Regions from separate parts of the Homo sapiens genome. Here region 2 is linked to region 1. Evidence: read pairs that join two places in POLR2A ChIA-PET (ENCODE). Cell type or tissue: HepG2. All regions are shown on one strand. Each heading gives the region's core, and the rest is flanking DNA. Links, peaks and the distances in the headings are about the cores only. Region 1 overlaps SLC12A8 (solute carrier family 12 member 8). Region 2 overlaps UROC1 (urocanate hydratase 1).

Evidence for each region. Peaks named below come from ENCODE experiments on the same cell type or tissue, not always from the same donor. Only the 100,000 strongest peaks of a DNase experiment are listed, where the experiment ranks them.
Region 2: POLR2A ChIA-PET joins it to region 1 with 5 read pairs; 2 of 35 experiments call an interaction of 5 or more read pairs at or near these places.

What each region holds. Positions count from the first base shown.
Region 1 is chr3:125,198,840-125,203,227 of GRCh38, reverse strand. All of the region lies in intron 2 of SLC12A8 (solute carrier family 12 member 8), which reads left to right. Among named protein-coding and RNA genes, the nearest start is that of SLC12A8, 12 kb to the left of the region's middle. RefSeq lists an enhancer at 2,054-2,133. In HepG2, for the core only: a CTCF peak has its summit at 817; a DNase peak (open chromatin) is centred at 2,297; H3K4me3 peaks cover 377 bases.
Region 2 is chr3:126,480,119-126,484,506 of GRCh38, reverse strand. UROC1 (urocanate hydratase 1) reads left to right here. Exons shown (of 20, transcript NM_144639.3): 19 at 1,039-1,138; 20 at 2,022-3,341. The coding sequence ends at 2,162. Among named protein-coding and RNA genes, the nearest start is that of ZXDC, 6.4 kb to the right of the region's middle. In HepG2, for the core only: no CTCF peak of the experiment used is centred there; a DNase peak (open chromatin) is centred at 2,506.

The DNA of each region.
Region 1 (4,388 bases), core at 277-4,276:
TTTTTTCTATTTATGTGAACAATGTCATTGGTATTTCAATAGGGATTGTATTGACTCTGTAGATTGCTTTGCATAGTATGGCCATTTTAACAATAGTAATTCTTCTCACTAATAATTCTTTTTTTTTTTTTTTTTTTTTGAGATGAAGTCTCGCTCTTGTCCCCCAGGCTAGAGTGCAATGATGCGATCTCAGCTCACTGCAACCTTCACCTCCTGGGTTCAAGCGATTCTCCTGCCTCAGCCTCCCAAGTAGCTGGGATTATAGGTGCCTGCCACCACGCTTGGCTAATTTTTGTGTTTTTAGTAGAGACGGGGTTTCACCATGTTGGGCAGGCTGGTCTCAAACTCCTGACCTCAGGTGATCCGCCCGCCTTGGCCTCCCAAAGTACTGGGATTACAGGCCTGAGCCACCGTGCCCGGCTTCTCATTAATAATTCTAAGCATGGGATGTCTTTCCATTTGTTTGTGTCCTCTTTAATTTATTTCATCAGTGTTTCGTAGTTCTCATTGTAGAGGTTTTTCATGTCCTTGGTCAGCAAGATTTTTAAGTTGTCATAACATCATTAGATACAGATTTAAAAAAAAAAAAAAAAAAAACATGGTTAATACATTCCGCCTAGCTATGAATAGAGGGACTAGGTAACTTCAAACCTTCTTACTGCCTTAAGGTAAATTTCATCCATGGTCAGATATAGACAAAATACTGCATTTGCCATCATTTAATCGTCTGGGGTTTGCAAGGAAAGCCTAGATGCTATGGTAATGCCTCTGAAGTACTATTCTTGTAATTTGAATAAGGTGCCATTAGGTGGTGCTTTTACTCTGGCCGCCTGGCCTGATTGAACACCCTGGCTTCCTGTAGGGGAGAGTAACTGAGTTTTAGCTTACCTTTTCATTCATTTTATACTTTCTCTGGCCAAAACACATCTCTTCAGAATAACAGTTAAAACATTAGATAGTTCTATATTCCTAGAACATTATCAATTAATTGTAGTAGGATTAAGAGAAATACACATACGGCTGGGCGAGGTGGCTCATGCCAGTAATCCCAGCACTTTGGGAGGCCGAGGTGAGCAGATCACCTCAAGTCAGGAGTTCGAGACTAGCCTGGCCACCATGGTGAAACACCGTCTCTACAAAAATACAAAAAAGTTTAGCTGGGTGTGGAGGCAGGTGCCTGTAATCCCAGCTACTCAGGAGGCTGAGGTGGGAGAATCACTTGAACCCAGGAGGCGGAGGTTGCAGTGAGCTGAGATCAAACCCCTGCACTCCAGCCTGGGTGACAGAGTGAGACTCCATCTCAAAAAAAATTAAATTAAAAAGAAATACACATACTTCAGTATAATTCAATTCAGTATCTCTTTTTGCTCTTCAATAATTATCAAGTATAATTTAATCTAATTCCTAAATTTTTTCTTTCTGAATTTTAACACCTTAATCAAAGGGTGGGTGCGCTTGACGTGAAAAGTCTTTAGAGGTAGTACCTATTTAAGCTTTGATGCTTCTTTTTTTTTTTTTTTTTTTTCAATCATGGCTTACTGCAGCCTCAACCTCCTGGGCCTGAGTAGCTGGGACCACAGGTGCATGCCACCATGCCTGGTTATTTTAAAAATATTTTGTAGAGGCAGGGTTTTGCCATTTTGCCCAGGCTGGTCTTGAACTCTTGGGCTCAAGCAATCCTCCCATGGGCCTCCCAAAGTACTGGGATTACAGGTATCAGCCACCTCACCCGGCTTTGATGCATTTCTAATACAATAATGCTTTAACATTTACCACTGCTTGGGAGAAAGGTCCTATTTACATTCCTTTTGTTTTTTGTTTTTAGAGACAGGGTCTCACTCTGTTGCCCAGGTTGGAGTGCAGTGATGTGATCATAGCTCACTGCAGCCTTAAACTCCTGGGACTCAAGGGATCCTCCCACCTCAGCCTCCCAAGTAGCTAGGACCACAGCACATGCCACCATGTCTGGCAAATTTTTAAATTTTTTGTAGAGATGGGGTCTCACTATGTTTCCCAGGCTGGTGATGAACTCCTTGCCTGGCCTCAAGTGATCTTCCCGCCTCAGCCTCTGAAAGCACTGGGATTACAAATGTGAGCCACCGTGTCCAGCCTGTTTGTTTTTGATTTGTTGTGTGAATGTCTTCTTCCCCACACGAACAGTCAGAAAGAAAGAAAAAAGGGTAGTGTGGTAAAAACCACTCACCTGTGTAAAAATTCTAGCATGTTCTTTTCCCAGTTTGCAGATATCCGGTAAATCACATCCATGGTCACTGTCCCTGGTTACAGGCTTTAGGAGCTTACTGATTAACTTGAGGCAATGGTGGCTGAGCAACCCTCACTAAGCCAAAAATAGTTGCGTTCCTGCTCTACCATGAGTCTCCGTGTTCATAGAATTCAACTTAAAACCGAAAGCCATGACTCCTTTTGAGTCACTTTCCTTTTTAATTTTAGGTAGTTATTAGTAAAGAATAACACAAAGCAAAAACAAATTTAAAAACTTAGAGATACACAAAGAATTTTGAGGTAGACATTGATTTTACAAAAGGATTCACCATCTTTAAGTATTCCATGTATTCAATACATTTTAAAATGTGATTGAAATCACAGGAATCTTTTGGTGAATTCATCCACTGAATAAAATGACATATAGCCATAAATGGTATCCCTAATGCCAGGTCAGCCAAAAAACCCATTCTGTTTTTAAAATATTTCTAATAATGTGGTAATTTTTTCTTTAAACATAAAATAAGTTAGTTCTTGTTGTTGTTGTTGTTTTTCTTTGAGACAGAGTCTCGCTCTGTTCCCAGCTGGAGTACAGTGGCACGATCATGGCTCACTGGAGCCTTAACCTCCCAGGCTCAGATGATCCTCCCTCCTCAGCCTCCTAAATAGCTAGGACCACAAGGGCACACCACCATGCCCAGCTTATTTTTTGTATTTTTAGTAGAGACGGGGTTTCGCCATGTTCCCAGGCTGGTCTCAAACTCCTGGACTCAAGCGATCCGCCTGCCTGGGCCTCCCAAAGTGCTGGGATTACTGGTGTGAGCCACTGTGGCTGGTCTAGGGTTTTTATCATAGAAGTACTACATGCATGAAGTGAGAAGGATTCACACAATACAGCATGACATGAAATGAAAAGCCTTCCTTCCCTCTTCCTTCACTTCTATTCCCCAGTGGCAGTCATTGCTAATGGCTTCTGGTTTTCATGTCTTCTAATTGTTCTCACTGTAACTTTAAATAATATTCTTATACCTCAGTTTCTTAGGTTACCAATTTGTTATCATTTTACTTCCTGTTTCCCATATGAAAAATAGGACGTTGGCACACATACACTTCCTTCCATTTCTCTCATTTCATTTCCATTTTTTAATAGTTGCTTTATTATTTTTACATTGTCAAGGTTTATACCATTTTTTTCTGGAACTGTATTTTCATGTTTATTATAGTTGGTTATAAAAATGTATTTTATTTTATTTTTTTTTGAGACCAGGTCTTGCTCTGTCACCCAGGCTGGAGTGCAGTGGCGTGAGCATAGTTCATTGTAGCCTCGAACTCCTGGGCTCAAGCGATCCTCCCACCTCAGCCTTCCAAGTAGCTGGGACTACAGGCATGTGCCACCACACCTGGCCTTTTTTTTTTTTTCCTTCTTCTAGAGAAGGGGTTTGATTATGTTGCCCAGGCTGGTCTCAAACTCCTGGCTTCAAGTGGCCCTCCTGCCTTGGCTTCCTAAAGTGTTGGAATTACAGGCATAAGCCACTGCCCCAGGCCTACCATCTTAACTATTTTTATGTGTACAGTTCAATGGTATTAAATACATTCATAATGTTTTGCAACCTATTTATTTATTTGACAAAATTTTACACTTACAGAAAAGTTGTAATAATACAATAAAAAACCCCACATACTCTTGACTCAGTCGATTCAGATTGACCACTTGTTAACACTTTGCCTTTTTGCTTTATCATTAGACCATTTTCTCTATATATATGTATATATTTTCTCTAAACCATATAAAAACAATTTGCAGACATCATGTCCTTTTATCCATAAATATTTCAGTGTCTATTTCCTAAGAACAAGAATGTTTTTTTACCTAACCACAGTATCTTTTTCAGGATCAGGACATTTAACATAGAAAAATCCTATTGTCAGCCGGGCATGGTGGCTCACGCCTATAATCCCAGCACTTTGGGAGGCCAAGGAGGGTGGATCACGAGGTCAGGAGATCGAGACCATCCTGGCTAACACGGTGAAACCCCATCTCTACTAAAAATTCAAAAAAATTAGCCGGGCGTGGTGGCGGGTGCCTGTAGTCTCAGCTACTGGGGAGGCTGAGGCAGGGGAATGGCATGAACTCGAGAGGTGGAGCTTGCAGTGAGCCGAGATCA
Region 2 (4,388 bases), core at 70-4,069, 1.3 Mb before region 1:
CATTTTGCATGCTGGAAGAAAAAGGAACAGATATACTGCAAGTGAGGAATAAGAGGCAGGAGGGACACATTTGCAACAACACAACGACAGGCGTTTACAAAATTAAGGGTGCTTCTTGTGTAACTGAAAGCTGAGAAGACTGAGCAGGAGCCAAGGCTGGATGCTTCAAGGGCAGCAGCTCGTAGGTGAATGGCTGAGGATGGGGAAGGTCATCCCAGGCTGATGGGGAACAGCTCCAGTGCACATGCATGGAAGCAGCAGCAGAGCTTCAACACAGTTAATGAAGTTCAACTCATCTACTAGGAAACAAATGAAACCAAGAACATATCAAAAACTGTTAGAAGGAGAGAAATGCATTAATTAGAAAACCAGAAATATTGAAAATAAAGGAACTTAGCCTTCAGATCAAATAATCAGAAGGACCCCCCATACACTTGAGGCAAGCAGAAAGAAGAGATAAGGAAGATAAAGATCATAAGGATAAAATCAGGTGGGGGCACAGTGGCCCATGCCTATAATCCCAGCATTTTGGGAGGTCGAAGCAAGAGGATTGCTTCAGGCCAGGATTTCATGGTCATCCTGGGCAGCATAGTGAGATACCATCTCTAAAAAAATATTTTTTTTAAAGATAAAACCAGAAAGAGTGATGACTGAATTGAGTAATACAAGACACACCAAGGGGAGTGTGCTTTATAGGGCAGCACTCTGAGAATGCAGGGAGGGGGCAGCTATAGCCCACTGGGGGTACCCAGGAGGTTTCCATCAAGGGATGACCTCCAATGGGTGGTGGAAGTGGGCACGAGGCCGACAGGCCCAGCACAGGGGGCACAAGTGGGCAGAGAGGTGGCAGGTAACCACGCTGCTCCCAGCTGTGCTTGCCTGCACGACTCCTGCATCCACCAGGTTGCAGAGGCTGGCGGTGTGGCGGCCCCAACCCTGACGCCGTCTCAAGCCAATGCTTCCAAAACATGGGCTTCTGCCTGCTCTGTGCAGTGTTGGGCCCCAGGAATGAACTGGAAACTCCTCTGCCTCCTGCAGGGGTGAGGTGATCAACGGGGGATTCGGCCTCGTGCTGGACGGTACCCCGGAGGCCGAGGGGAGAGCCAGGCTGATGCTCAGCTGGGATGTCTCCAATGGTGTAAGTCAGCCCAGTCCTTGCCACCTCCTGAAGGCAGGGCCTTCAGCTGGGTGATCCCCATCCACGTTTGCTGTCATACAGCATCTCCTGGGTGTGGGGATGGGGGCCGGATTCCTCTCATGACCACAGCACAGCAGCCAGGAAGGGGGAATCAGCTCAAATGGAGGTCAGGTCAGGTGATGATGGGGAGACAGGTGGGACCCAGAGAATGAGGGGAGGCTTGGAGCAAAGGCGGGAGTTCAGACAGCTTGGGTGACTGAAAGCCCCTGGGCTGGGCCCGGAGCGTGAGCATGAGGACAGAGAGGGTGCTGGCAGGAGACTCACCCCATCTCACCGGGAGCTGCAGGGCTTCTGGCGGAGCTGGGGATGGAGGTCTTCATCCCAGAGCAAGAGGTTTTGTTCTAGGAGATGCCCCGGCTGTGGCATGGAAAAGTGGGTTGGGGGCAGGTGTGGTGACTGTGTGGAAGGCGGAGGCGGGGGTGGCAAGAATGGCAGAGGGGAATGGGGGAGGAGGCGTGGCATCATCCAGGGGAGACCAGGTGGAGGGAAGAAAGAGGACTGCAGGGACATTGTGAAGGTAGAGCTCAGGCTGAGGTGGATTCTAGAAGGGAGGGAGGTGCTGCGGAGGACTCAGGAGGCAAGGCCATTCTTGGAGCTGGGGGAGCAGGACTGAGTGTGATGACCGCCAGTTTCAGATCCCAGAGGAGGGCCAGAGACAGGGAGCCTAAGCTGGGGGTGGAAATGGGGCAGACACAAAAGGGCAGCTGTCCCCACGGACAGCCTCAGAGGTCCCGAAGCAGAGAGGCCCCAAGTGTGGGAGCCAAGACTCACGTGGGGAGCCCGGTTATGTTGACATGGACTGCTATCCCCCTCCTTGCCCTAGGTGGCCCGGCGCTGCTGGTCAGGGAACCAGAAGGCCTATGAGATCATCTGCCAGACCATGCAGGAGAACAGCACCTTGGTGGTGACACTGCCTCACAAGGTGGAGGACGAGCGGGTGCTCCAGCAGGCCCTGCAGCTCTGAGGGAGCCAGGAGTCGCGGCCCCTGCCTCCCTTCCTCCCTGGCGATCCTCACCTGCCCAGCCATGGCACACACCCTTCCTGCACACCCGCACTACCTGCACTTCTCGCACATCCTCACGTGGCCCTTATGGTGCCCTGTGCAGGGTGCCACCACAGCCTCATTTTACAGACAGCCCCCTGAGGCCCAGAGACATGCAGCTCTCTGTCCACAACCATGCCACTTGCATGGGAGCCCTGAAGGCTGTCAAAGTCCATTTAGGGCCAAGTCCCAAGCCTGCCCGGGGGCCCTGCGGTGAACACTGGTCAAGCTCTCTCCGGCTGGGATGATCACACCCTCTGCTTCCTGGCCACCTGCCAGCCTCCATGCAACTCTGTCTGTCTGCTGCCCATCTGCTGTCTGTGCAAGCAACTTCTGGACCCTGGCACCCTGGGCTGCTGGCCTGGAGGAGTTCGGGAAGGAGGATAGACCAGGAAATAAAGGGTCAACAGAGCTGTGTGCTGCACTGTGGGCTGGTGGGACGGGCAGGCCGGGTCTGCCCTAAGGATAAATGATCACTTACTGGGGAAGAAATGAGAGAGCAGGGGCACCCCCCTAGGCCAGCACAGCCTGAGGGGTACAGCAAAGGGGACCCTTTGCTGGCCCCTGAGGCTGGAGTCTGGCACCCCTTCCCCAATCCCATAGCCCGGTAATGACTGGGTCCAGAGCCTCGTGAGAGGTCACCGGGATGGGGGAAGTGGCCTCTGTCAGGGCCAGGGCTCATGAATCTCATTCTCTTAGCTGGGCGTGCAACAGACCAACAGATAACTCATCCTAAACAGAGAAATGAGAAAGAGTCTGTGGGTGGGCCTCTGAGGGCCACAGAAAACCAGACACCCCACATGTCGGTGGATTGGAGAGGGGCAGGCCACTGCCCTCTCCAGGACCAAGCCGGGTTCTTGGTCCCCACCCTCCCTGCACTCCGCATCTCCTCCCCAGCAGCCATTCTCCCCTTTCCCTTGTGAACAAAAGCCTAGTTTTGTGTGGGCAGCAATATAGGGTAAATAAAACCACCTGATTCTCCAGCCTTCCTTGCTGTTAGGAGGGACTGTTGGCCTAGTCCTGGCCCACGAGATGAGGGTGGGGTCTGTGGGGCAGGGCTTCTTGAGAGCCGTCGTTTTTCTAATAAAATGGACAGATCCAGCGGGGTTGCTTTTTGCCTTCGCCCCTTCGTCCTGCCAGAACCAAGATGTGGGGCCTGGAAACACAGCAACCAGGTTGGTCAGCTAGGGCGGCTGCCACATAATGTCTGGCACTGGGGCCCAAACAACAGAAATGAAACACATTTGCAGGCTGGAAGCCCAAGACCAGGTGCCAGCTGGCGTAATTCCTGGTGAGGCCAACTTCTCACTGCATCCTTCCATGGCAGAGACAGAGAGGGGAGAGTGTTACAGAGAGGGGCAGAGACAGAAAGACAGAGACAGAGAGGGGAGAGTGTTACAGAGAGGGGCAGAGACAGAAGGACAGAGACAGAGAGGGGAGAGTGTTACAGAGAGGGGCAGAGACAGACAGAGAGTCACAGAGAGAGACAGAGAGAGAGGAAGAGACAGAGAAAGAAAGAGATACAGAGAGGAAGAGACAGAGAAAGAGAGAGATAGAGAGAGTAAGAGACAGAGAAAGAGAGAAAGACAGAGATAGTGAGAGAGACAGGACAGAGTGTGTAGGGACGAATCGTCTGTCCCCACATCTCCATGAAAGCACCCTGCTGCATGGATCTGTGCACACATCTTAAGAGCGGGCCACAGGGCCCTGGCATCACCCTTTCCCCATCCAGCACCTTCCCTCTTGAAGGACAGGGAGGGCTCTGGTGGCTTCCAGCTGCACACAGACCCCAGACCCCCTCTGGGCTCCATACCAAGCCATGCCAGGGAGCAAGCTACTTCCCTGGCCCCTGCATGCCAACCTGCTGTCTGCTGCTGCAGTGGTAAGTGACAGCTGACTCCCACGGGGCTCACAGCGGAATTGGGGCAGCTGGTCACAGCTGTAGTCGCCATGGAAGGAACAGCGTGGCTTCTGATGTGCCCAGTGCCATCTTCTTTTTCAGAAGGCAAGGATGTATAGTCCAGTTAGAAATGTTTTCATCAAAATGATTAAAAGAGAAACCAGTTGGCCATGATGAGTGTAGGGTTCAGTTGCCTTAAGAGTTGGAGGTGAGAAAGGCTCAGGCCCTGCAGTACAGCATTAGGGTCC